Linked DNA regions of Homo sapiens: region 2 is linked to region 1. Evidence: chromatin loops called from intact Hi-C (ENCODE). Cell type or tissue: heart left ventricle. All regions are shown on one strand. Links, peaks and the distances in the headings refer to the core of each region. The heading gives the core; the rest is flanking DNA. Region 1 overlaps MERTK (MER proto-oncogene, tyrosine kinase). Region 2 overlaps MERTK (MER proto-oncogene, tyrosine kinase).

Region 1 (16,568 bases), core at 3,892-8,891:
TCCCGCACATCACTGATGATGCTCTTGTCAATACCACTGACGTTTCCCATGCACTGAAGTCAGTGGGCTCTTCTGTGGCTCCTCTCATTGCATCTTTCAGCAACATCAGGCAAGGTTACCACACTCCCTCCCTCCTTCCTTTCTCCAGGGACTGCTGTATGCCTGAGGCTGTTCTAGGCCTTCAGGACACAGCGTGGACTTTTGGAAACACTGTCCTGGCTTCCATTTCATTGAGTGACACCAATTCATTGCTCCTCCTTTGTCATTGACTGGAGTTTTGAATGGCAGGGCTCAATCCTGGGTCCCCTTCTTTTACTCTGAGATGCTTCCCCTTGGGAGAGTTTCTTTGGGCCCATGGTTTAACACCATCTATAAGAAATGACCTTGAACTCCAGCCCAGACCCCTCTCCTGAGTTGCAGGCTCATGTATCCAACCGCCTCCTTGGCATTGCCACTTGCTGGGTACATAGGCATCTCAGAATGAAACTCTTAACCCCAGACTTGTTCCACTCCAGAATTCTCCATCTTAGTGAATGATATCACCATTTTCCCATCCTTCCTTTTTCTCATTTTTCATGTTGGCATCAGCAGTTCTGTCAGTTCTGCTCCTACAATACATCTGAAATCTGTCTTTTCTCCACCCTGCTGCCAGCACCCTGGTCCGTGTCACTGCCAGCTCTTGCTGTCGCCTCTGCAGTAGCTTCCTAACTGGGCCTTTTTGCTCCCAGCCTTGTCCCCACTCCCAACTACCCTCCTGGGTGGCAGATGACATCACCTGCCTGCTGAAAACCCTGCAGTATCTCCCTTCTGTCTTAGACTGTCACCCAGTCCTTCCTGCCCTTTCCCTAGGGGCTGCGTGTCCTAGCTCCTTCCTATCTATCCAACCCAGCCCCATCCCATGCTCTCCATCCTGCTTGTTAGGCACGAGTCACATTGATTGTCTTTCACTTCTCTAGGCACATCCTGTTCCTTCCTGCCTCAGGACCTTTGCACTGTCTCTTCTATCTGCTTGCAGTGTTCTTCCATCGGCCCTTTGTCCCATGACCCAACTCATCACTTCTTCAGAGAGGCCATCCCTGATCACTCTTAACTGTTTTAGGTCCCCTCAATCCCATATTCCTGTGTACTCCTCCATTGCACTTGTCACCGTCTATAATTACCCAGTTTATTCATTGGGTCTCCTTGTCTAGCTTCTTAGAGAACATATGCTCAGTAAGGACAAGAGCTTTGTCTCTCCCATTCACCTCTGCACTGCCAGTGGCTGAAAAGGTACCTGCCTCCTAGTAGTACTCAGTAAATATTTATGGCTAGGATGGATCAGTAAGTGAATGCCAGCCCCTACCTATTAACTCTGAATCACTTTTCTAACCCGTGACTTCAGGAGGAATGTTATGGTTTTCTCTCCTTCATCTGAGTTTTCTTTGAGTTTTTTTAGGGAATTAAGTAACTTTTTATTCAAAATCAATTTTAAAAAATAGACTCTACCCTTTATAGGATGATCACTCTGAAATCCCATAAAGACTTATTTTCATTGAGGTAAAATTGACATACAATTAAGTGCATAGAATTCAGTTGTACAACTCAGTGAGTTTTCCTAAGTGTAGACACCCATGTAGCTACCACCTCGGTCAAGATATAGAATATTGCCATCACTTCAGAAAGTCCTTCATGATCCCTTCCAGTGGGTCACCATCTCCCATAGGCAATTCTGTTCTTATATCTGTCATCATAGAATAATTTTGCCTGTTCTTGAACTTCAAAAAATGGAATATAAAGTATGTACTTTTTTGTGTCATACATACTTTCCGTGGCTTCTTCCACTCAACATGATATCTTTGAGATTCATCCATGATGTTTTATCACTAGTACATCATCTTTATTTTTATTTTTATTTTCAGAAGGAGTCTTGCTCTGTTGCCCAGGCTGGAGTGCAGTGGCTCAATCTTGGCTTACTGCAAGCTCCACCTCCTGGGTTCAAGCGATTCTCCTGCCTCAGCCTCCTGAGTAGCCGAATTACAGGCACCTGCCACTACGCCTGGCTACTTTTTGTATTTAAGTAGAGACAGGGTTTCAGCATGTTGGTCAGGCTGGTCTCGAATTCCTGACCTTAAATGATCCGACCGCCTCCACCTCCTAAATTGCTGGGATTACAGGCATAAGCCACCGTGCCTGGCCAGTACATCATTTTTTATTGCTGATATAGTACTCTGTTGTATTAATGTGTTAATTTGGTTTATCCATTTGTTTGGTAAACATTTTGGATATTTGTGGCAGTTGGCTATTATGAATAAAGCAGCTATGAATATTTGAGTGCAAGTCTTTTGGAGGACATATGTTTTTATTTTGTCTTGGATAAATGCCTAGGAGAGGAATTGCTGCTTCATATGTTTAACTTTTAAAGAAACTACCAAATGGTTTTCCAAAGTGATTGTGCCATCTTTCATTCCAGCAACAGTGGATGAGAGAGTTCCAGTTGCTCATCGATATGTTTACCAACATTTGATTTGGTCAGTCTTCTTAAGTGTAGACATTTAGTGGATTTGAAATCTAGTAGATTATTGTGGTTTTAGTTTGCATTTCATTTCCCTGATGTCTAATTTTAGACAAGACTTAGAGAAGATTTTAGTGTCTCTTCTTGTGCTTATTAATCAGTCATGTCTCTTTTTTGGTGAAGCGTCACTTCAGGTCTTTTGCCCAATTCTATAAAAATCCTAGAATCCACTTGACAATGTTTACACAAAAATACCTGCTGTGATTTTGTCTGCAATCGTATTGTTTTTATAGATAAGTTTAGAAGAAAAAGACATCTTGACAATATTGAGCCTTCCAATCAATGAATACATTATATCTCTTCATTTATTTAGGTCTTCTTTAATTTCTCTCAGCAATTTTTGTAGTTTTTGTTGTAGAGGTCTTACAAGTCATTTGTTAAATTTTTTTTTATTTTAAAATTGGAATTGTATGTACTTAAGGTATACAATGTAATGTTTTGAAATACATAGTGAACTGATTATTCCAGCCAAGCTCATTAATATAGCTATCTTTTCACATAGTTACCATTTGTGGCGGAGTTCGGGGGGCGGGGAGGGAGGGAGGCGACAGGGGAGGGCATGTAGGAGGATGAGAACACTTAAGATCTACCCTCTTAGCAAATTTCCAGTATACTGTGCAATTTTGTTAACTGTGCTGTACATTAGATCTCTAGAACTTATTCATCCTGTGGACTAAAACTTTCTACCTTTTGACCAAGTCCTCACCCACCTCCACCCACCCTTTTAAACCACGGTTCTATTCTTTGTTTCTGTGAGTTTAACTTTTTTAGATTGCACATGTAAGTGAGACCATGCAGTAGTTTTTCTTTTCTTTGTCTGGTTTATTCACTTAGCATAATGTCTTCCAGTTTCATCCATGTTGTCATAAATGCCAGGATTTTCTTTTTTGTACACGCTGAATAATATTCCCATATATATATATATATATATATATATACCATAATTTTTTAATCCATTTATCTGTTTATGGACACTTACATTGTTTCCGTGTCTAAGCTATTATGAATAATGCTGCAATGAATATGGGACCACAGATACCTCTTTGAGATCCTCATACCATTTCCTTTGGATATATATACCCAGTATGGGAATTGATGAATCATATGGTAGTTCTATTTTTAATTTTCTGAGGAACCTCCAAACTATTTTCCTTAATGGCTATGCCAATTTACATTTTCATCAACAGTGTACAGCCAATCAGAATGCATTAATTTAGTACTTATGTACTAATAAATAGCATATTTGATTTTATTTCCCAATTATTTACTATTAGTAAATAGAAAATAGATTTTTGTATGTTTTATAAAAATAGGGACAAAATCTGTCCATCTCTGTTTGTCTAGAACTTTTCTGTATGTTTTCTCAAAATTAGAAGTGTGTTTTTGTGACAAGATGTGCAAACTATTTTAATACCCAAGGCTGTAGTTTGTCTTAGCTTGGAGATCTGATTTATTTCTAAAAGGTCAGTTACACCCTTACAACGACCACCTATTTTGCATTTCAAGTTCTTTACAATTTAATTTTACTTTTTAAAATTTGAAGCTTTTTTTTTTCTTTGGTAGAGAAGACTTGGGCTCACGTTTTTTTCCAGGGTGTTACGTGAAAATTCTCAAGGTGGACTACTAGGTTTAGCTGGAATCAATCTGACAGTGTTCATATCATCAGTACCCTTTAAAAGAGTCATTGGAATTACATGATGATCTGAAAAGTTTAGGAGACAGACCCAGACAGCAGGGCAGCCTAATCCAATCATCCTTAAAAATCTGAACAGTCAGAATAGAACTGTAGCATACAGCCTGTTGGTCACAGGAACAAGAACTATTTGTTCATTTGCATCTCACCAAATTCTTACATGCACTGATCCAACAAATGAGCCAAAACTTAGGCTCCAAAAATGTTCATTTTCGTCTTCTAAAACTCTGTAAAGTCTATCCAGGGTAGATACCTGTCTGAGTTTGTCCAGCTGACCAGTGCACGGGGTGGTGGAACCGAGTGTTGTTGCTTTCCCACTGTACACACTCATGGAATCCACAGTACCACATGCTGTCAGGGCAATGGCTCCACACTAATCTTCCCTGTTATTGTTCCAGTTTTAGTGTATGTGCTACCAAAGCGAGCACCACCAGTATTTCTTTAGGAGGGATATCTAAATGGGAGTTGAAGGGAAAAGTGAACATATTTTAAATTTTAATACATTCTAATCTCCCTCCAAAAAGGCCTTGCAAGTTGGCAATCTTTTTAGTGGAATATGGTAATATGTGCCCTATATCACATACACACAGTATTCAGTCTTGACTTTTTGCCAGTCTGATGGCAAATACTCTCATCTGTCAGAATATCTGATTTACGCCTCTGCCTGTTTCCATGAGACCAGGGGGGCTCTTGAAGGCAGGAACTGAAGGATTTTTTGGCCACATATTCAGGGGTCTGGTTCAGTGCCTGGAACATGGTAGTTGTAGAAATGACCAGTAGGAGAGCACTTGCGGCAGCATTCACCAGAAGGTGCTTCTGAATGTGGGTGTGCATGATGAATTCACTCTCCATCAGGGGCCATCGGGTACCAAAAACCAAAAACTGAACCATGATGATGGAAATCCTCACTAACATTTCACCAGCTGTTCTAGAGTTTTTAGAGTAGTGACAAATGTGTCTGTAAATGAAGAACTCTTACTTAAACTGCTGAGTCGAAATTCTAGTTTCTAAATCAATACGCAGTATACCGCACTGCTCAGGCAGTTTTCCTATTTGTGAAGGGTTTGGAAAGTGGGGCTGCTGACTTTATTTTTCTTAGTGACAGTATTTATTAAATGCCTGTTTCATAGTGAAGATGGTCTAGCTCATGCTATACAGTGAAGTGAAGGCCTGGAGGAGTAATCATATATTCAAGCCAGAAACCTGAAACTTACCCAGATTCTTCTCTCTCGCCCATCCAACAGTCATCACCAAGATCTGTACATTGTTCTCTCTTTTTTTTTTGTTTTGAGATGCAGTTTTGCTCTGTCGCCCAGGCTGGAGTGCAATGGCGTGATCTCTGCTTATCGCAACCTCTGCCTCCAGGGTTCAAGTGATTCTCCCGCCTCAGCCTCCCAAGCAGCTGGGATTACAGGCACCCACTATCATGCCCGGCTCATTTTTGTATTTTTGTAGAGATGGGGTTTCACCATGTTGGCCAGGCTAGTCTTGAACTCCTGATCTCAGGTGATCCACCCACCTTGGCCTCCCAAAGTGCTGGGACTACAGGCGTGAGCCACTGTGCCCAGGCCCTGTACATTGTTCTCAAATGTCAATTGTGCTCATTTCTTCCTCTGCCCTTCCACCACCATGGCCTTAATTCAGGCTTTCCTGGTTCATCGCCAGGACTGTTGCTGTCACCTCTTACCTGTGGTCCAATCTTTCTCGTTCTCATCCCCCTACCCCACCACCATAGTGAGTGATGCTCCACCTTGTGATTAAAGAGGTTCTCCTAAAATACAGAGCTTCTCATTCCTGGCATGACTCCCCACTACATGCAGGTTAAAATCTACCATTTTACCCTGAAGTCTGAGACCCATTGGGGCTTCAGCCTAACTTTCCCACGGTCTCCGCCTGCCTCACCTGCAAAGGCACCTGCTTGTGAGACCTGATGAACTTTTCGCAGGCCCATGAGCGACTGTGCCTTCTTGCCAAGCTGCCTTCTCATTGTCTGGCAAACCCCTGTTCACTTGACACACAGATCACGGCTCTCCTCTGAAAACCTTCCTGGTCACCCCCTTGTCTGTATATTCACAAGGCCTCTTCCCCATTGCATTGAAGAACAAACCCTCTATCTATTTGTCAGGCCTCCAAGAAGACTTACTAATCAAGTGATTATTATGTATGATTTATTAGTTAGGTTAGCCCCATCACCCAGCACAGTGCCTGGCACATAAGAACTATGTGAATGAATGAATGAACTAATGAGCAAACAAATGAATTACAAATAGTCCCCGAGTTTTAGGTCCTTTCACTGGGACAAAGGGACATCATGATAATGAAGTAACTTGTATTTATAAAATTATTTTTACATTTAAACTCTTATCTCTTTTCTCATTTATATCTCCAGCTGGTCCTGTAAAATTAATAGAACAGGATCTTTAATGTCCATTCTGTAGACCCAAAGGGCTAAAACAAGTCCAGGGAGGAAGGGCGTGGGGCCCAGGCTGCTGACTGTGGGGATTGTGCTGGGCTCACAGGGGTTACTCTCAAAAGTCAGCTAGTTGCTGACTGTTCCCTTGTGTCTGCGTTTTGTAACATTATAAAAGAACTACGTAAAAACTTATTTTTAATTAATTTTTTTTTAATTTTGAGGAAGCTTTAGTTTGATACCTGAGTCCCTTCCAGTAATTCATGTATGAGGAACTAGGTGCTGAGGTCAGCTTTGGGGGGCCTTGTGCAGAGTAGCTGCCCCTGACATGCTGATGTAAATAAAGCAGTGAGTGTTCCCAGGGGACGCCATTCTATCTGAAATTGACCCCTAAGTAAACTTTGCCGACCCCTTCTACTGAGGGAATGCTAAGTGGTTTAAATAGCCGATTGTTTGGACTGCTTTGAGCAAGCATTGTTTATGGAACAGGAAGGTCATATGCCTTTTCCCTCTTGATACAAGTTTTTATTTTTCCTCTGTGTTGTATGAGCTTTCTTTAAGGGACATGAAAAGAAGTACTTTGTCTAAAGGACATTATTCTGAGTGAACAAAGCCAATCTCAAAGGTTACGTGCTGTACAATTCCATTTAGATAACATTCTCAAAAGGACAAAATTTTGCTAATGGAGAACATATCAGAACAATTTCAGGGGTTAGGTTTGGGGGTAGGATGTTCTATAAGGGGGTAGAAGAGGGAGCTTCTTTTTGGCAATGGAACAGTTCTGTAGCCACAAATCTGTACCTGTCATAAAATTGCATAAACCTATACACTCATTCTTCCCCCCAAAATAAAACAAAGCAGAAACTGGTAAAATCTTAATAAGGCCTGTGTTTTAGTTAATAATATTGTACCAAAGTCACTTTCCTGGTTTTGATCATTATACCATGGTTATGTAAGATCTTATCATTGGGTAAAGCTGGGTGAAGGATGTACAGTAACTCTGCTATTTTTGCAACTTCTTGTAAGTCTAAAGTTATTTCAAAATAAAAAGTTTCTTTTTTAAAGAATTTTATCATGGGCAAAACCAAATCCCAAAATAAAGAGCAGAACTGCAAAGAGCTTTAGCTTCATGGTGTTCAATGGTGGAGTGCTTTATAAGTTAGTGGGTAAGCATGTTCTCACTCATAGGTGGGAATTGAACAATGAGAACACTTGGACACAGAAAGGGGAACATCACACACCGGGGCCTGTCATAGGGTGAGGGGAGGGGGGAGGGATAGCATTAGGAGATATACCTAATGTAAATGACGAGTTGATGGATGCAGCAAACCAACATGGCACATGTATACATATGTAACAAACCTGCACATTGTGCACATGTACCCTAGAACTTAAAGTATTAAAAAAAAAAAGTTAGTGGGTAAGAGCTCTAGCTTTGGCATGTAGACTGATGCCACTTTGCTGTCATGTATCCCTGGGCAAGTTACTCAACTTCTGTATATAAAATAGGGATAATAGCAGTGTCTACTACATAAAACATTTATGAGGTTTCAGTGAAATAATGAATGTAAAGCCCTTGGTACCAGGATTGCCTATAGGAATGATTGAAATGCTACCTATTATATTTTTTGTGTTGTTATTTTTATATGCAATAGTTACTAACTCATTGTCAATTTTGACCTGCCTTTCTGTTAACAGTGGTGGGCTTGCGTTGATCTTTCAGGCTTTTCTTTTTTAAAAAATACACATTTTATATTTAAATCCACATCTAGGAAACAGCTAAGCTAGCTTTTGTTTTAGTTAGCTGGATATAATTATTAATATCCTTGTAATAACAGAAACAACAGTAATAACTAGAATTTATACAAATTAGTTCATAATGCCCACAGTACTTTCTGTAAAGAATTACTTTGAATCACATAGCAAGCTGTGATAATTAGGCAGTTTTGTTGTTGTTGTGTTTAGAGACAAGGTCTTCTCTGTCACCCAGGCTGATGTGCAGTGGCGTGATCTCTACTCAATGTAACCTCAAAACTCCTGCACTCAAGCAAATCCCCCTACCTCAGCGCCCCAAGTAGCTAGGACTACAGGGATAAGAAGCTTTTTTCAAATTTTTTGTAGGACGGGATCTCACTATGTTGTCCAGGCTAGTTAGGCATTTTTAATACCCATTTTACATATTAGAAAAACATTTGGAGCTATTAAGAGACCTGCCTTCTTTTTTTCTTTTTTCTTTTTTTTTTTTTTATGTCACCCAGGCTGGAGTGCAGTGGCGTGATCTCAGCTCACTGCAAGCTCCACCTCCCGGGTTCACGCCATTGTCCTGCCTCAGCCTCCCAAATAGCTGGGACTACAGGGGCCAGCCACCTAGCCCGGCTAATTTTTTGTATTTTTAATAGAGGTGGGGTTTCACCGTGTTAGCCAGGATGGTCTCGATCTCCTGACCTCGTGATCCGCCCGCCTTGGCCAGTGCTGGGATTACAGGTGTGAGCCACTGCGCCCGGCGAGACCTGCCTTCTTAAGGTCTATTCTCCATGTGGCCGCTGGAGCAATCCTGATACAAGTCAGATCATATCAGCCCTCTGCTCAGAGCTCTGGGTTTTCTACCCAACTCAGAGAAAAAGGCAAAAGGCCTCTCCCACATGTTGCCTCTGCCTAGAACCTCCCCAGGCCCCCGAGTATCAACTTGGCCCATTTCCTCACTCCTACTCTTTCCTCAGAGGCCATTTCTCAAGGAACCACCTCTGATACCCCCCCGCCCATCATTTAAAATTACAGCTTGCTTCCCCACCCATCCTGACCCTCTGATCGTCTTCTGTTTTTCCATAGTACTTATCACCTTCTAATATATCATACATCTTACTTATCAAGGTTATTATTTATTGCCCATTTCTCCCCCTGAAAATGTGAGCTCTATAAGGGTGGGGATCTTGGTTTTATTCATGGATATATCCCAAGTTTCTGGAAAAAATGTCTGGCTTGTAGTACATACTCAGTAAATATTTGTCAAGTCGATGAAAGCAGAGCAGATAGAGAGGTCCAAGTTAAGAAGCTACCTCACTTATGCAGCATGATCTTCCATTTGTTGCTTCCTTTGGTAGAAAGATGGACACTAGGGAAAAAAGAAAAAGAAGGGACAGAATTGTTTATCTAGTTAATTTGCGGGATTGCTTAATCCAGAACTCAAAGAACTGGCTCAACTGTGCTCTTAGGAGTTGCTCCCTCAGCAATTCGGATTGTCCTTCTCTCAAGGGAACATCCTGTTACTGAATGTTCCTTAAAAATATCTGTCAGAGCTGTGTCATAAATATCTTTTCTCAAACCAGCAGAGGACCAAGCAAGAGGGGCGTGAACCATCATAATGGAGTTGGGTGAAAAGGAGAAATTGCTCTAAGAGGGACGACCTACCCACTAGAAGAGGAGTTGGCTCAGGAGATTGTGGGGGTTCCAGTGCCCGGGGCCATTCAGGATAGAGTGGGTGGGAGGGTGGAGACTTAGGGAGTTGGATGCTTTTTCTCCCTGGAAAGTCACAAGGGTTTGGGGCTGTAAATGTCAAGGTCTATTCCAGTCTGGTAGTTACTGTTCATCCACACAGAGAGAACTGGCGAGTGAGAGGGAGCTGTCTTCTCCTAGTGTACACTCATTGCTATGGTCAATCCAGGCTTATAAACGAGTGTCTAGTTGGGAAGCCAGTGCCATTAAGCCATTAAAGTTTAGCTGAAAAATTAAGCAAAGAAGACTATATTTGGCCCTAAGTGCTGTCTGGTTTTGGAGAAATTTACCTTTGGTTTGAACTAGTTTCCTCTTCTCTCTACTGGTATCTCTTTGGCCTATGGGCACCAACCACCTGACCTTGTACACTGTTTTAATACATTGTGTGGTTACTGCCAGGCAATTCAGACTTGGTGTAGGTGTCTTGTGCTAGGACATTTGCTATAGATTGTTTTTTTGACCTTGGGTGCACTATGAAAAGAAACACACAGGAGAAATGACTGTCCATTTGACCTGAAGTCATGTTCTGTGATAATGTTTCCCTTTCAGCATTAATAAACCTGTTAGGACTAAAGATCACTGGGCCTGAAATCTGCTACTATAGGATCCTACTATAGGTTCTATAACTGGATAATGGATCTCAGTGAAATAAACCTCCGGTTTTACCACAGGGCTGGCTCTTCCCCTTATGACAAGTTTGGAATGTAATTTTGTAGTTTGTATTCAAGGGTTTCCTAAGAGTTTTGATAATAATTGAAGTCAAATGACTAATTTTAAACTGCCAATGTCTCCTCCAATATATAAAAAAGGTAAGTTAGTAACTCCCTGTATCTTCTGATTGAGCCAAGGCCAATTTTTCTAAATATAAGCCAGGTTTTGCAAGTTCATGCAGCCTGGTGGTTGAAATGGGCATATCACTTGGGAGCTTAGGATCTGGAAGGTTAAAAGTGATGCCAAGGCATGAAAATCAAAGTGTTAAAGGCCTCACTGTGAAACAGTGATCAGCAGAGCATGGACCCCTTAGTGGGATCAGTGTCTCCATCCTCATCCTATATGTATCTTCTTTCTTAAAATCAATGCTTGACAACGTGCCCAAAGTCCAGTTACTTCGCCAGTTCTCCCTTTCCACCTCCCTATTTTCCTTTCATCTCTTCCTTGCATTACAAAAGAAAAAAGACCTCTCTTGCTTGTCTGGAATCACCACTATGAAGCATCAGTTCTCAATGCTTTGGTCTCAAGATCCTTCGTTTGTTTGTTTGTTTGTTTCTTTTTGGTTTTTTGTTTGTTTGTTTTTGTGTGTGTGTGACAGAGCCTGACTCTGTCGCCCAGCCTGGAGTGCTCACTGTAGCCTCAACCTCCTAGGCTCAGGTGATTCAGCCATCTCAACCTGCCAAGTAGCTGGGAATACAGGTGCATGTCACCATGCTCAGCTAATTTTTGTGTTTTTTGTAGAGATGGGGTTTCACCATGTTGCCCCAGGGTGGGGCAACTTCTGGACTTGAACTCTCGAACTTCTGGACTCAAGCAATCCTCCTGCCTCAGCCTCCTGTAGTGCTGGGATTACAGGAGTGAGCCCACTGTGCTTGGCCTCAAGATCCTTTTACAGTCATAAGTTATCAAGAACCAGAGTTCTTGTTTATGTGGGTCATATCTATCTATATTTACTGAATTAGAAATTAAAACTGAAAACTTTTAAAACACAAAAATACACAAGCATACACTTCATTGGCTAATACATCTATGCTATGGCATCATCATATATCATATAGCCTCTGGGAAATTCTTTTGGAAAATTCCATCATATATTCCTGAGATAATGAGAATTAAAAGAGCAAACAATATATTATTATTATGAAAATAGTTTTGACTCTGAGGACTACAGAAGGGGTCTCTGGAATCCCCAGAAGTCTCTTGACCATATTTTGAGAATGGTTGCTGTGGTGCATTGTCTTGGGGTTAAGAAATTTCCAGAGACAGAAAATTCCAAATTTTGGCTGGACGTGGTGGCTCACGCCTGTAATCCCAGCACTTTGGGAGGCTGAGGCAGGTGGATCACCTGAGGTCAGGAGTTCAAGACCAGCCTGGCCAACATGGTAAAACCCTGTCTCCATTAAAAATACAAAAATTAACCGGGCGTGGTGGTGCATGCCTGTAATCCCAGCTACTTGGGAGACTGAGGCAGGAGAATCGCTTGAACCTGGGAGGCGGAGGTTGCAGTGAGCCAAGATCATGCCATTGCCCTCCAGCCTGAGTGACAGAGCGAGTCTCAGTCTCAAAAAAAAAAAAAAAAAAAAAGAAAAGAAAATTCCAAATTTTGTCCAGCAAAGAAATTGCTCTTCCAATAAAGTTGTACTTATGTTTAAGAATCACTTACATTGTTTTGATTAATTGCATCCTAATAATGAGTATAATCAATTCAGAAGAAAATATTTTTGCAATTTCAAGGTATATATATGTTTTTGTTGCCAATAAGTTCCCATGGTTTAAGCAAAAACTTTCAAATGTGTACCATTAAGATGAAATTCTTGGGGCTGGTAGAAGAGTCATGGTGGAAAACTTGCTGCTGGGGAAGAGTCGTTACAGTGGGTGTTGGTGTCAAGATATTCAAGGTACCTCAAATTACATTTTTTGAAGATGTTTAAATTACGAAAAATTTAAGGATGCAAACTTCAAAATGTGTCAGAGTCCACGTATATTTTTCAAAATTCTCTAGGAGTAATACAAGCAGAAGATATAAAGACCCCGAGGCAGAGTATCACAGGGATCCTTTTATAGATGTGTGTGTAATGGGTGTGAGAGAAATATTCCTCCTCAGTGCAATAAATATTTTCTAATTCACTACACAAACTAGTAGCAGTTTCATGCCTCACTTGAGAAGAAGTGACCAAAATATGAAAGTAGATGGCTTCTACCAGGAGTTTTTGTTTCTTAGCACTTTAAATTTTCTTTCTTTTTTTTTTTTTTTTTTTTTTTGAGATGGAGTCTTGCTCTGTCGCCCAGGCTGGAGTGCAGTGGTGTGATCTCGGCTCACTGCAAGCTCCGCCTCCCAGGTTCAGCCATTCTCCTGCCTCAGCTTCCCGAGTAGCTGGGACTACAGGCGCCCGCCACAACGCCCGGCTAATTTTTTTGTATTTTTAGTAGAGACAGCGTTTCACAGTGTTATCCAGGATGGCCTCAATCTCCTGACCTCCGCCCGCCTCAGCCTCCCAAAGTGCTGGGATTACAGGCATGAGCCACCGCACCCGGCCGGCGTTTTAAATTTTCAAGAGAATTTAATTAAGCAATCCAGCTTAGGGTTTCCTCCCATCTGAGGGAAGTATTCCTCGTCTTTGAAAATTAAGATACTGTGAAGTAGCAGTCAAATCCTCTCCATAATACCATGTTATTTTTGAAGAAATGAAAGGTTACCACCGAATCATAGGACAGAGATGTATGGGTTTGCTTTTCCCTGAGGGACCCGTGTGTAGTCAGGGAAACGCAGACACTGGTGACAACCTTCCATCTAGATGGAAAATAACAAAAACCCACCAGCACTGATTTTCTTTTTTATGCACATTTAACCCCTCAGGAGAAGCACTAATATAAAAAGGATCAGACATGCATTTTTTCTACAGCGTCTCTCAGTCACAGCTCTCTGCCATGTAGTGACCACTTGGCTGCAGCCGGGGCGCAGTCGTGGCCATGCAGACATCCGACCAGGAACAGCTTTTCTAGGCTGATGCCTGCTGTGCTTCCCTCAGCAAGTTTTTTTCCCTTTCATTCTTCAAATATTTTATTACTGTTATTAGTGATAAGCTTTGAGTTTAAAAATATCTGATGGAAAATTTCCTACACATGTAGACAGAAGACACAAAATAAGCTTTTCTGCCAAGAAGCAAATGGTGGCATATTTTCAACAATTTTATGAAGATACTACTGTATGTCAGATGATGTTTCTGTGTGCCACAGATATAGAAGTTTCCAGATTCAACTACATAGTAAATACTTGTATAGTTGTAATTCTAAAAAATAACCATTCAGGTCGGGTGTGGTGGCTCACACCTGTAATCCTAGCGTTTTAGGAGGCCAAGGCAGGTGGATCACCTGAGGTCGGGAGTTCAGGACCAGCCTGGACAACATGGTGATACCCCGTCTCTACTAAAAATACAGAATTAGCCGGGCATGGTGGCAGGTGCCTGTAATCCCAACTACTTGGAAGGCCGAGGCAGGAGAATCACTTGAACCTGGGAGGTGGAGGTTGTAGTGAGCCGGGATTGCACCATTGCCTGGGTGATGACAGAGTGAGTCTCGACCTCAAGAAAAAAAAATTTCAAATTTTAGGATTGTTTTAGACTTATAGAAAAACACTGGGGATAATACAGTGATTTCCCATAAACCCCACCCCCACTTTCCCCTATCGTTAGCATTTTACATTGGTGTGGTGCATTTGCTACAATTGATGAACCAATACGGATACATCATCATTAACTAAGGTCCATACTTTAGTGATATTTCCTTAGCTTTTTACCTCCTGTCCTTTTTCTGTCCCAGGATCTCATCCAGGACACCACATTGCATTTAGTCATCTATGTCTTATTAGGCTCCTCTTGGCTGTGACAATTTCTCAAACTTTCCTTGTTTTGAATGACCTTGACAGTGAAGGGGTGGGTTGCTCCTCCACACCTGTGGGTGTTTCTTTTTAGGTGGAACGAGAGACTTGGAAAAGAAAAAGACACAGAGATAAAGTATAGAGAAAGAAATAAGGTGGCCCAGGGGACCAGTGTTCAGCATATGGAGGATCCTGCCGGCCTCTGAGTTCCCTTAGTATTTATTGATCATTCTTGGGTGTTTCTCGGAGAGGGGGATGTGGCAGGGTCATAGGATAATAGTGGAGAGAAGGTCAGCAGATAAACACGTGAACAAAGGTCTCTGCAACATAGACAAGGTAAAGAATTAAGTGCTGTGCTTTAGATATGCATACACATAAACATCTCAATGTCTTAAAGAGCAGTATTGCTGCCGCATGTCCTACCTCCAGCCCTAAGGCGGTTTTCCCCTATCTCAGTAGATGGAACATACAATGGGGTTTTATACGGAGACATTCCATTGCCCAGGGATGGGCAGGAGAGCAATGCCTTCCTCTTGTCTCAACTGCCAAGAGGCGTTCCTTCCTCTTATACTAATCCTCCTCAGCACAGATCCTTTACGGGTGTCGGGCTGGGGGACGGTCAGGTCTTTCCCTTCCCACGAGGCCATATTTCAGACTATCACATGGGGAGAAACCTTGGACAATACCTGGCTTTCCTAGGCAGAGGTCCCTGCGGCCTTCCGCAGTGTTTGTGTCCCTGGGTACTTGAGATTAGGGAGTGGTGATGACTCTTAACGAGCATGCTGCCTTCAAGCATCTGTGTAACAAAGCACATCTTGCACAGCCCTTAATCCATTTAACCCTGAGTTGACACAGCACATGTTTCAGGGAGCACGGGGTTGGGGGTAAGGTTACAGATTAACAGCATCTCAAGGCCGAAGAATTTCTCTTAGTACAGAACAAAATGGAGTCTCCTATGTCTACTTCTTTCTACACAGACACAGTAACAATCTGATCTCTCTTTCTTTTCCCCACAGACAGGTTTTAGGTATCACTGGTCAGGTGTTTTGTAGAATGTCCCACAATTTAGAACTGACTGGTATTTTTTTCATCATTAGCCTGGGGTTTTTTTGTTCTCGGGAGGAAGGCCATAGAGGTGAAGTGACATTTTCATCACCTGTTTCCAAGGGTACATTCTGTCAACATGATATAGCACTTGATCATCTGGCTCAGGTAGTTTGTCAGTTTCTCCACTCAAAAATTTTCTTTCTTTTTTTTTTTTGCTCTTTCCATAATGTACTTGTTGGAAGGAGTCACTGTATGCAGCCCATTAAGGAGTGGGGAGTTATGCTCCACCTCTTTGAGGGCAGAATATCCAATAAACTATTTGGAATTATTCTGCAAGAAGGTTTGTCTATTCTCTCCAATTTATCTAATTATTTGTTGATATCAGTAGAGACTCCTGGATATTTTTTTCTTCTTTGGGTTATAATCCAAAGCTACTTTATTTTCCTGCTCAAATTGTTCCAGCTTTGGCCATTGGGAACTCTTTGAGTTAGCTGCTGTGTCTCTTTGACATGCCCCATCATTGTCTCGTGTGTGTGTGTGTGTGTGTGTGTGTGTGTGCGCGCGCGCACGCGCATGTGTGTGTGTGTACGTTGTGTGTTGTGTTTGTTTTATATTTTACTCCAGACTTATATATTTCCTGCTCCAATCTGAGAATCAGCCATTTCTCCAAGGAGCCCTGGTTCCATTTATTGGAGAATGGCATTAGAAAACAAGATCTGGCTAACTTGTCTTCCTATTTAAAATTAATAAATCAATTTTTTAAAGATGTCTTCAAACCTCTGAAATG
Region 2 (11,117 bases), core at 2,630-7,629, 60 kb after region 1:
GTTAAGGAATCATAGCCACTGGGGACATTGTGTCTTTCATTTCCTAGGCCTCCTTATCTGAAACAAAAATCTTATGGGGTCACTACCCCTCAGACTCAGTGGAACAGAAATTCCTAGGTTTCTAGATGGCTATACTTGTTACAGTTTAATTTGTGACAGCCCTCATGCCCTCATTAATCTGAAAGGGGGAAAAATACCAGTAGTGGACCCTGTGTGTGTTCCATTTTCTAGAACAGAGTGTGAGTTAGGCGCTCTTGATTTTTTCAAACTGTTAACTTGGTAACACACGGCTTCAGTTTTTCCAGTGGTCCACGAGGGCTTTTCTGGTCACAGTAACAAGGACTCTTTGTAATTGATGCTGTGTTTGTAATTTCAGGTGTGTGTATAGAAATGAGCTCTCAAGGCATCCCAAAGCCCATGGTAATTTTACCCTTCATGAAATACGGGGACCTGCATACTTACTTACTTTATTCCCGATTGGAGACAGGACCAAAGGTAATGATCTCCTTGTGTTACCCCTGAACACTTCTCAGGGCTTATGTGACTTAGCCAGGACAACCAAATCATCTAATCTTGAAAGTGAAGCCAGGAAGGAGAGGACGTTGACTTTTGTTCAGTGCTCCCTGTGTGTCCAGGGTTGAAATGTGGGGTCTATCCTCACAGCAGGCCTGCTCCAGGTATTATTATCCTGCTTTATGGTGGGTAAGTGGCTGCGTGCACAGTCTTATGGACAAAGCCTTACCAACTTGAGTTGGGTGGCCCAGGCTCCTGGTTCTGCACTTCACAACCCTCATGGCCGCATACTCCCCAGAGCTTGCAGACTATGGGAAGGCCATTGAAGGTGGCTCTCCTAAAAGAAATTTTACAGAGCTCATTCTGGATTTCAACCTTTGAAGAAGTGTTGGTGACCAAGAAGACTGCACAACTGACATTCTGAAAACTGTTTGTAACATTTTACTCCCTATGTTGACTTACCCACCATGAGCACTGTGAAGCCCTGGGAATGTTGGATGTAGCTGTAGAGGCAGTTACGGATCATCTAGGAAATTTAGGACCATGGAGACGCTTGCCTTTCTTCAGGGTCAATTTTCAGTATTGACTTTGAGGGCTGTAGCGTTAAGGAATCATAGCCACTGGGGACATTGTATCTTTCATTTCCTAGGCCTCCTTATCTGAAACAAAAACAGTATCCTCCTGTTATGTTTTGTGGACAAACGGTAGACTGCGAGCAGGCGGTGTGTGTCCTGACTACATGCCCAGCTAAGCAGGACGCCCCTTCCTGCCTTGCACGCATCTTCTCTGTTGCAAAAGGCAGCGATCCTGCGGGGTTCTGGTTGGGACACATGTGGGAACAGGGTGTGGCTGGCCTCTGTCAACAGTCATTCTCTGACTGGGCAAAAGGCAAAAGTCACTCCAGATCATCACTGCCCTTAATCACAGCTGTAAGAAACCACAGGTCCTGGGAAGGAACCGAACCACCCAGTCTACACCTTGGCATTCTCGGACACACCCCACCTTTGTCCCTTTAGCTGCCATCAGTATGAGGACCGCTGAGTGCAGTGGTGCAATTAGGAACAACTGCTTCCTTCACTGCATCAGCGATGGCTCCAGGAAAGAATTCTTGCTGCTCTTGCTTGATGGTCTGATGAGTCCACAGGATGAAAGTGCAAGGAAATTAGTTCTTAGGGACCATGAAAACTCACTCCCACTGGCTCTGCAGACAAAACACAGGGGAAAATGTCCCATGCAGCACCAGTGTGGTGGAGTTCTGCACACTCCCCTGTATCTACAAACCTGGGGTGACAGTGGCCTAGGGTCAGCCAGGTCGCTTTTCCAAGTGAAGCAGTGCCATGGGACTCACTCACAAACTATTAACCAAAGGAAGTTTATTAAGTTCTGCCCAGGTGCGGTGGCTCATGCCTGTAATCCCAGCACATTGGGAGGCTGAGGCGGGGGAATCACTTGAGGTCAGTTCGAGACCAGCCTGACCAACATGGTGAAACCCCATCTCTCATGAAAAAATACAAAAATTAGCCAGGTGTGGTGGCAGGCACCAGTAATCCCAGCTACTTGGGAGGCTGAAGCAGGAGAATCATTTGAACTAGGAAGGCTGAGGTTGCAGTGAGCCAAGATCACGCCACTGCAATCCAGCCTGGGCGACAGAGTGAGACTCCATCTGAAAAAAATAAAAAAAACAAGGTTTATTAAGTTCATTAGTTCACTCTGTGAACAAGTGCTGACTCTAAGGTGGGCACTGAGCTCTGGGGACACTGGAGGGAACATGACAGATGTGGTTCCTGCCCCATGGAGCTGAGCTGCTGGTGGTGAGTGAGAGGAGAACAGGAGACAGACAATTGGTTATTCACAGTGAGGGAGCTATGGGCACCAGGAGCACAGGGGCTCAAATGCCCAGTGGGCCAGGCAGAGCCCAGTGGGGGCATAGGGGCAGGAAGTGTGCAAGGTAACTAGACTGGGGGGTGTGGTGTCTGCGCACAGATGCAGAACCTCATGGTGGCAGGGCCAGGACTTCTTCGTTTCAGTAACCTGGAGAATGTTGGCAGATAGATCAGAGGTGGTGATTGGAATATGAAGCCCCATATGCTGTGGGGTCTGCTGTTTAGAAGGAGGGATTGTGCAGAGAAATGTGCATTCCCTTCCCCCCGCCCCCCACATCAGTCACTGAGCATCCTCATGTCAGGGAAGCCACACACAGAAATGTGCATTCACTTCCCCCCCACCCCCACACCCAGTCATTGAGCATCTTCATGTCAGGGAAGCCACATTCCTTCTAAAAGATGTTTGGGCCCCATGTGCTGTCAGAGAAGCTTCTTGTTTTTGGAGTCCCCTCTTCTTGGCTTGTTCATTATAACATCTCTGGATGCAGGGTGCCTTTCAGTTCCCCGGTGGAGGCTGCATGGAGTTGCTTTCTAGTTGTTCACTGAGGGTGAACATGCTCCCTCCATTCATCTTCTCTTTGTCATGAGCGTATCCATCCTCAGGATCAGAAGATGTGTTGGGAATTGGTAGGCCAGCTTGCTTGCCTCAGCAGTGCCCCTAAGAGGGGCAGCAACCCCTGCCCTGAATCCTTCCAGCATGGAGAAACTAGAGAGAAGCGGAACCTCAGACTGAAGTGCCCCGACCTCCGGTAACTTATGAACTTAATAACCACAAGTCACAGGTGACTGATAGAGTTACAGTGAACCATGATGACAAGAATGACAACTGAGGGCCTTCATGGGGGAAGTCGGCTTAGAAAAACACTAGTCCTCATCCCAAGAGACAGGTCCATCTGTAGAAACAGCCCTTTATTTAAAATTTGGGAAAGCTGAAACAAATAGGCAAAAATGTGAGACCCAATTTAGGGTCAGCACATGCTGGAGCCTCCTTTTCCACTTCCAGCTGACGTTGTTGGTATCTTACGCCTGTGTGTGATGGAGGGGAGGGTACTTTTGCTTTGCTTTTTTTCCCCCTTTTACTCTTTCTCTTCTTCCTAGGGACAGCTTAAGTGATCAGGACAGGAGAGTGGCCCCCTTTCTTTTTTCCAGTTCCCCCCTGGCCCCATGCCCACATGTACTCCTGTTCTCTTCCATGAGAATGCACTTGTCTTTCACCAACATGAGTACTAACCGTAGAGACAGGAGGCTGCAGCTGCATCACACAGCTGTTATAAAATCACCGAGACTCTTCCAAAGAGGTGAGGGGCCTAGTCCTACACAGAAAATATAATAGACAGGGCTGAGTATTTTCCTTCTCTTTTTCCCCCAAAAAGAAAGATGATTGCATTATAGGAAGTCTGTAAAAGGATAAAAAATTACCCACAATTCCCAACACCTTAGTACAATTGTTGGCGATTTCAGACATTCATCTCTCATTGTTCACTCAATGCCTACATTTCTCATGGCCTTCACGTCACTACATACACACTTGCCCCTGGGATGACAGTGGCTAACCTTTCTCAAGCATGTAGCATAGGCCAGCCTGTATTTTGTATGTATTAATGCACCAGTGGCACAACAGCCCTAAAAAGTAGTTACTAGTGGAATCTAAGCTGAGGAAACTGAGGCACAGGGGGCCATGGTGAAAGCAGGATTGGCCCCCAGGCTGCAGACTGTGAGCCTTCAATGCTCTTCTGACTGCCCCATTCTGTGTGCACCCCTCTCCAGCAGGGCAGCCCCCACACAGATCCCTGTGAGTGGCGGCACCACATCATTTCAGTGGGTTTTGTTTCATGTTGATGGGTGATTTTACTCACATTTAATTTATGGTACGTTGTATAATTTGGGAGGGGGGTGGTGGCGGGGGGATGGAATTTCACTCTTGTTGTCCAGGCTGGAGTGCCATGGCTCAATCTCGGCTCACCACAGCCTCCGCCTCCCGGGTTCAAGTGATTCTCCTGCCTCAGCTTCCTGAGTAGCTGGGATTACAGGCATGCGCTATCATGCCTGGCTTATTTTTTTTTTTTTTTTTTGAGACAGAGTCTCGCTCTGTCGCCCAGGCTGGAGTGCAGTGGCGTGATCTCAGCTCACTGCAAGCTCCACCTCCTGGGTTCACGCCATTCTCCTGCCTCAGCCTCCCGAGTACCTGGGATTAAAGGTGCCCGCCACCACACCCAGCTAATTTTTTGTATTTTTAGTAGAGACGGGGTTTCACTGTTTTAGCCAGGATGGTCTCGATCTCCTGACCTTGTGATCTGCCCACTTCGGCCTCCCAAAGTGCTGGGATTACAGGCATGAGCCACCGTGCCCGGCCATGCCTGGCTAATTTTGTATTTTTAGTAGAGACAGGGTTTCTCCATGTTGGTCAGGCTGGTCTCAAACTCCCGACCTCAAGTGATCAGCCGCCTCGGCCTCCCGAAGTGCTGGGATGACAGGCGTGAGCCACCGTGCCTAGCTGTTACGTTGTATAATTTTTCTAATAATTTCTTGGGGGTGTGGAAATTTCATGTTATTGTACAAGAGTGCATTTTGTAGCAAAAAAGATTAAAAATACACAGGGCTATTTGGTGGCCCAAATAGTTTTGTCTATTCAAGAATGTTACATAAATGGAGTCATACATTTATAACCTTTTTTTTTTTTCTTTTTGAGACAGAGTCTCACTCTGTCACCCAGGCTGGAGTGCAGGGGCACAATCTTGGCTCACTGCCACCTATGCCTCCCGGGTTCTAGCAATTCTCCTGCCTTAGCCTCCTGAGTAGCTGGGACTACAGGCGCCTGCCACCACGCCTGGCTAATTTTTTTTGTATTTGTACTAGAGACGGGGTTTCACCATGTTGGTCAGGCTGGTCTCAAACTTCTGACCTTAAATGATCCACCCGCTTTGGCCTCCCAAAATGCTGGGATTACAGGTGTGAGCCACTGCACCCGGCCATTTTATAACCTTTTGAGACTGGCTTCCTTCACTCAGCATTATGTCTTTGAGATCCAACCAAGCTGTGTATATCAATAGTTCATTCCTTCTTTATTGCTGTGTAGTATTCCATTGTATGCTTCTACCACAGTTTATCTTTTCACCTGTTTAGGGACATATGGGTTGTTTCTAGGTTTTAGCAATCATGAATGAGACTGCTATAAAATTCATGTACAGATTTGTGGATGAAGTCTTCATTTTTCTAAAGTAAATGCCCAAGAGTAGGATGCTGGGTCATATGGTAAGTGCATATTTAACCTTATAAGAACTGTTTTCCAGAGAGGCCATTCCATTTTACATTCTCACCAGCAGTGTGTGAGAAATGCAGTGCTCCCCATTCTTATTAGGACTTAATATTGTTGCTGGCTTTTCTGGTTTTTCCTTATAGCTGTCCTGATTGATGTAGAGTGATATCTCATCATGGTTTTTATTTGCATTTCCCGAATGACTAATGATGTTGAGCATCTTGCCATGTGCTTATTTGCCATCCTTACATCCGCTTTGATGAGTGTCTGTTGTTCAAGTATTTTGTTTATTTTTTAATTGAGTTGTTGATTTTCTCGTCATATTTTGAGAGTTCTTTATATGTTCTAAATATAGTTCTTTTGTTGGATATGTGGTTTCCAGAGACTGTTTTCCAAGTTTGTAGCTTGTCATTGCATTCTCTTAACACGGGCAAAAATATTTTAATTTTGATAAAGCCCAATTTATCAGTTTTTTTTTAATGAGTCATGCTTTTGCTCTCATGTCTAAGAACTCTTTGCCTAACCCCTAGTAAAAAGATTTTCTCCTATTTCTTTTCTAAAGATTATGTTCTTTTACATTTTACATTTAAGTATATGACCAATTCTGAGTTATTTTTTGTATAGGGTTTGAGATTTAGTTTAAGGTTTGCTTTTTTTGCGTATAGATGACCAATAGCAAAAGACTATCTTAATCCATGAAAAGACTGTCCTTAATCCATTGAGTTGCTCTTGTACCTTTGTCTAAAAGCAGTTGGTTGTACATTTCTGAGTCCTCTGTTCTGTTTCATTAAACTCTGTGCCCATCCTTTGCCCCTATCACATTGTCTTGATTACTGAAGCTTGTTATAAATCTTAAAATCACCCAGTGTGATTCTTCCTACTTTGTTCTACTTTTTCAGAATTGTTTTAACTATTCTGGTTTCATTGCCCTTCCACTGAAACTTTAGAATCAGCTTATCTGTGTCTGGCAAAAGTTCTGCTGTAATCTTATATCCTTTTGAACAAAATAACAAGTAAGGGAAACAAGTACACAACATTTTACTGACTGATGAATAGTTTCCATTTGCAAAAAAATACAAGTGTATTTTCAATGATGGAAAATAACTTTCAAGTATTAAAAAGATAAAAAGGAATGTAGTTTCCTATTTTGTTGCTTAGTAGCCACAGATAAGGTGGAAGACACAAAGTGCATAGACAAACAGAAAAATCAAGCTTTTATTCAGATCTTTTCTTTGCTGCCTGGAATAAATAGCTCCTGCTCCTGCTAGAGCAGCCCAAGACTATTATCAGTGCATTTGATACTGCGATGGCCCAATATCAATGTATTTAAACATGCTTCTCCAGGAGGGCTAGGGTGCTGGACCCATAGTGCCACTCTGCCCAGGGCAGACATTGTCTCTGGAGCTGTGCAGGGCAGACAGGTAGATGATGAGACATGACCCCCAGTTCTCATGGAGATCGATAGTACAAAGGGAGATAGGCTGTAATAACATATGCATCACACAGTGATGTGAGCAGCCTGCTAGAGCTTCAGGGAAGAAATGAGTTCTGACTGGAGAAATGTTTAAAATATTCTACACTGCTGACTGGGTGTGGTGGCTCACGCCTGTAATCCCAGCAGTTTGGGAGGCCAAGGCGGGTGGATCACCTGAGGTCAGGATGTGTCCGGAGTTGGTTCCTTCTGGTGGGTTCTTGGTCTCGCTGACTTCAAGAATGAAGCCGCGGACCTTTGCAGTGAGTGTTACAGCTCTTAAAGATGGCATGGACCCAAAGAGTGAGCAGCAGCAAGATTTATTGTGAAGAGTGAAAGAACAAAGCTTCTACAGTGTGGAAGGGGACTCAAGCGGGTTGCCACTGCTGGCTGGGGGTGGCCAGCTTTTATTCCCTTATTTGTCCCCACCCACATCCTGCTGATTAGTCCATTTTACAGAGTGCTGATTGGTCCATTTTACAGAGTGCTGATTGGTGCATTTACAACCCTCTAGCTAGACACAGAGTGCTGATTGGTGCATTTACAGTCCTTTGGCTAGACACAGAGCACCAATTGATGCGTTTTTACAGAGTGCTGAATGGTGCATTTACAATCCTTTAGCTAGACACGGAGCACTGATTGGTGCATTTACAATCCTCTAGCTAGACAGAAAAGTTCTCTAAGTCCCCACTCAACCCAGAAAGTCCAGCTGGCTTCACCTTTCAAGGAGTTTGAGACTGGCCTGGCCAACATGGAGAAACCCCATCTCTACTAAAAACATAAAAATTACCCGGGCGTGGTGGTGCATGCCTGTAATACCAGCTACTTGGGAGGCTGAGGCAGGAGAATCGCTTGAACCTGGGAGGGAGAGTTTGCAGTGAGCTCAGATCGCGCCACTGCACCACTCCAGTCTGGGTGACAGAGCACGACTTCGTCTCAAAAAAAAAAAAATTCCACACTGCCATCATGGATATCCTCAAAAGAGTGGTAGGAGGAGTACAGTGGAAAATTAAGAGCAGCACACAAGATCAGAATGAGCAAAGACCAAATGATCTGGGAGCATACCTATGTTTTAAGAAAAGCAGATTGTCTCACATGGCAACAGCAAAGCAATGGAAGGATAGGAGGAGGGGTGATAAAACAGGAAAGAGAAGTTGGGGTCAATGTTTAGGTTCTACAACAAGTAGAATGACTTCACCAGCATGTAATACAAAACCCAACTCAAAATGACTTTCAACGGAGATACAGGATCTCATGCAATAAAGCCCAGAAGTAGCACAGTTCCAGAGTTGGCTAGGTGGGTGCTTGAGGAATTAATTGAGAAATTAAAGGGCTACAATTGCATTTGTAGCCCAAGCTATTAAAACAGCTCCTACACAAGAAGAAGGAGGAGGAGAAGAAAGAATTTTCTTAATTTCATTTTCAGATTATTCATCACTAGTATATAAAAATACAGTTGATTTTTGTATGTCCATCTTGTATCCTACAACCTTGCTGAACTCATTTATTAATTCTGCTATACAATTATTTTTTAAGTGACTTTTGGTCACAGTCTCCAGGAATAACAGAAGTGTTCTAGGAAAAAACAGCACAAATGAATAGTACCTGATACTCATTACATCTTCATGAATGACAGCAAGATGCAATATTTCTTATGACCCAAATCCTTTCCTGGAAATCAGTATCTAGAAAACCAAATACCCAAATAATACAGAATAGAGGCATAAAACTTCCATACTTAAAGATTAAGACATTTCATTTATTTATACAGTATGTAATTGACATGTGTCTTGGAGTATAAAATCATTGAAAATGCAATGTCTTTCCAAAATGAGTACCATTTTGGAAAACTCATGTTTGGAAAGGAAGCCATGGCAAATTCAGTGCCTTGGGGAGGGTACATAATGGATGGACCCATTCATGACTGCCAGGGACTTGTGCAAATCCTTTTCTGCAGGGCCATGATTGCACTAAAACACTTAATTACTACATGGAAGTTTTATCAGCAGTCATCCTCATAACTGATTCCAACAGTGGCTGGTTTTCTAACACAGCAATCTAGTTTGATTTTTATAAGCTAGAGAAAACACTAGACTGTTGAAACTTATAGGCAGGGCCTACGGGAGCAAAATGAAAATTCCTGAATATGTACTTGTGGTGCTTTGGTCCTGTGATAATTGGTGAAGACTCTCCTAATTTCTGTTTAGAAGAAACGAGTATCTTTCAAAACATTTCGTAGTAAAATGGTAGCAGATAGGGGTGCCTAATTGGAAACAGCTCATCCTAAGTGGACTTTTCCCCTCCGAAACATTAGACCCCTGACACACACACACACACACACCTCGCCGCTGCTGAAGCCAGACCACCTGTCCCTTTCCCTCCTCTGTGCAATGCGTGTGCTCTGTCCCACTCTGAAGGATACACGGAAGGATCACGTTTGACCTCATACCTTCTAAAAAGAAACAATGTCATTCACTGTAAATACTTTTAAAGATGGGGAAAAGAGAATATGATGTTTGCCAAGAAGTTTAAGGTTTTTCTCATTCCTTTTTAAAAACCTTATTTGTGATATTAGTGATATGGAAATAAAAGATTTGTTTCCTTATTTCATCACTACACTGTAATAAATTAAAGCATCCTTTCCCCCCCCGGCAGAAACTGCTTGCAAGTTTTCCTTTTTAAAAGATAGTCTTTCTTCTTGTTTCCTCTATCATCTAGCATATTCCTCTGCAGACACTATTGAAGTTCATGGTGGATATTGCCCTGGGAATGGAGTATCTGAGCAACAGGAATTTTCTTCATCGAGATTTAGCTGCTCGAAACTGCATGTAAGAGTCCTCGGCTATCCTGGAAGGGTTTGGACCTCATGGTGTTTGGTCTTTGCAGGGTTAGTGAGAGGACCTGTTCCTGTTTAGATAGGCAAGGAAGCTGCAGTCAGCGGGGGATGGTGTGGCTTGCTCCGAAGATGGAAATATGGCTGGGTGTTTGGGAGTTTTCACTGCCTCTGTATCTGAGAGTCTGGTTGGCTTCCAAAGCTTTCCCTTATGACTCCAGTTTTACCTTCACTCTCTCACTCGGTAGGAATGCAAGGTGTGACCCTTGTGATCCTTCCCCAGCCATCAGCTAGCTTTGGACCTAGAGTTATGTGTACGTCAGCTCCTCTTAAAGACAGCAGTGAAAATCATAAAGGCTTTTCCCTAAGTTTTCACAACACTTCCTTAGGAAGAAGTTTTGTACTTTGAATACATGGAAGCTGTCCTTTCACAGCAGACAATGGCTTCATTATACAAGAAATGTGGACTTAGGTTCTCCCTATTTCTTCAACCTGCTTCAGCAGAGCCATTGTCTGCTGTAAATCTTCAAAAACAATAACTATGTCTTGATTTTAAGTTTTTTATTGCAAGAAGAGGGAGTGGTCCTTCAATGTATTTTGTCATTTGTTTTTCTTGGTCAGAGATGTGACAATGGGGCCTGCCCCCTCCCGCCTCCCAGCCGACCCTGCCCCTAGGGCTCCTACCTCTTTCACCTCATTTTTGAAAACACTAAAGGGGTTTTGGTTTTGTTATTGTTATTATTTAAATAATTTTTCGACCATGGAGGGAGAATCATGAAAACTCTTTTTCCCTTACTGTTTCCTTCATGTTTTCCCAGCAGGTAGGGTGACCAGCTTTGCAGTTTACCCTGGCCTGAGGGGTTTCTCAGGACAAGGGATTTTGAGTGTAAAAAGGCAGTGTCAAGCAAACAGGGACAAGTTAGTCACCTTCCCCAGACTACTTTATATCTATTTCTTCTCCTTCTCTTCCTTTTATTCTTTCTTCTCCTCTTCCTTCTTCTTGTGTAGGAGCTGTTTTAGTAGCTTGGGCTACAAATGCAGTTGTAGCCCTTTAATTTCTCATTTAATTCCTCAAGCACCCACCTGGCCATCTTAGCAAGAAGCCCAGCATCTTGCTCTTACTGCAGGTAATTCCCCATCTTCCCCAAACTCTCAGGGGGC

The links. Peaks named below come from ENCODE experiments on the same cell type or tissue, not always from the same donor. Only the 100,000 strongest peaks of a DNase experiment are listed, where the experiment ranks them.
Region 2: a loop joins it to region 1, with 2.4 times the contacts of the local background. A loop is called at or near these places in 3 of 110 quality-filtered maps.

Annotation. Positions count from the first base shown.
Region 1 is chr2:111,948,061-111,964,628 of GRCh38, forward strand. The region is part of intron 4 of MERTK (MER proto-oncogene, tyrosine kinase); the gene reads left to right. It also overlaps the pseudogene SLC30A6P1. Among named protein-coding and RNA genes, the nearest start is that of MERTK, 58 kb to the left of the region's middle. In heart left ventricle, for the core only: no CTCF peak of the experiment used is centred there; a DNase peak (open chromatin) is centred at 6,726; H3K27ac peaks cover 319 bases.
Region 2 is chr2:112,009,572-112,020,688 of GRCh38, forward strand. It overlaps MERTK (MER proto-oncogene, tyrosine kinase), which reads left to right. Exons shown (of 19, transcript NM_006343.3): 15 at 377-495; 16 at 9,842-9,951. Among named protein-coding and RNA genes, the nearest start is that of TMEM87B, 40 kb to the right of the region's middle. In heart left ventricle, for the core only: no CTCF peak of the experiment used is centred there; no DNase peak of the experiment used is centred there.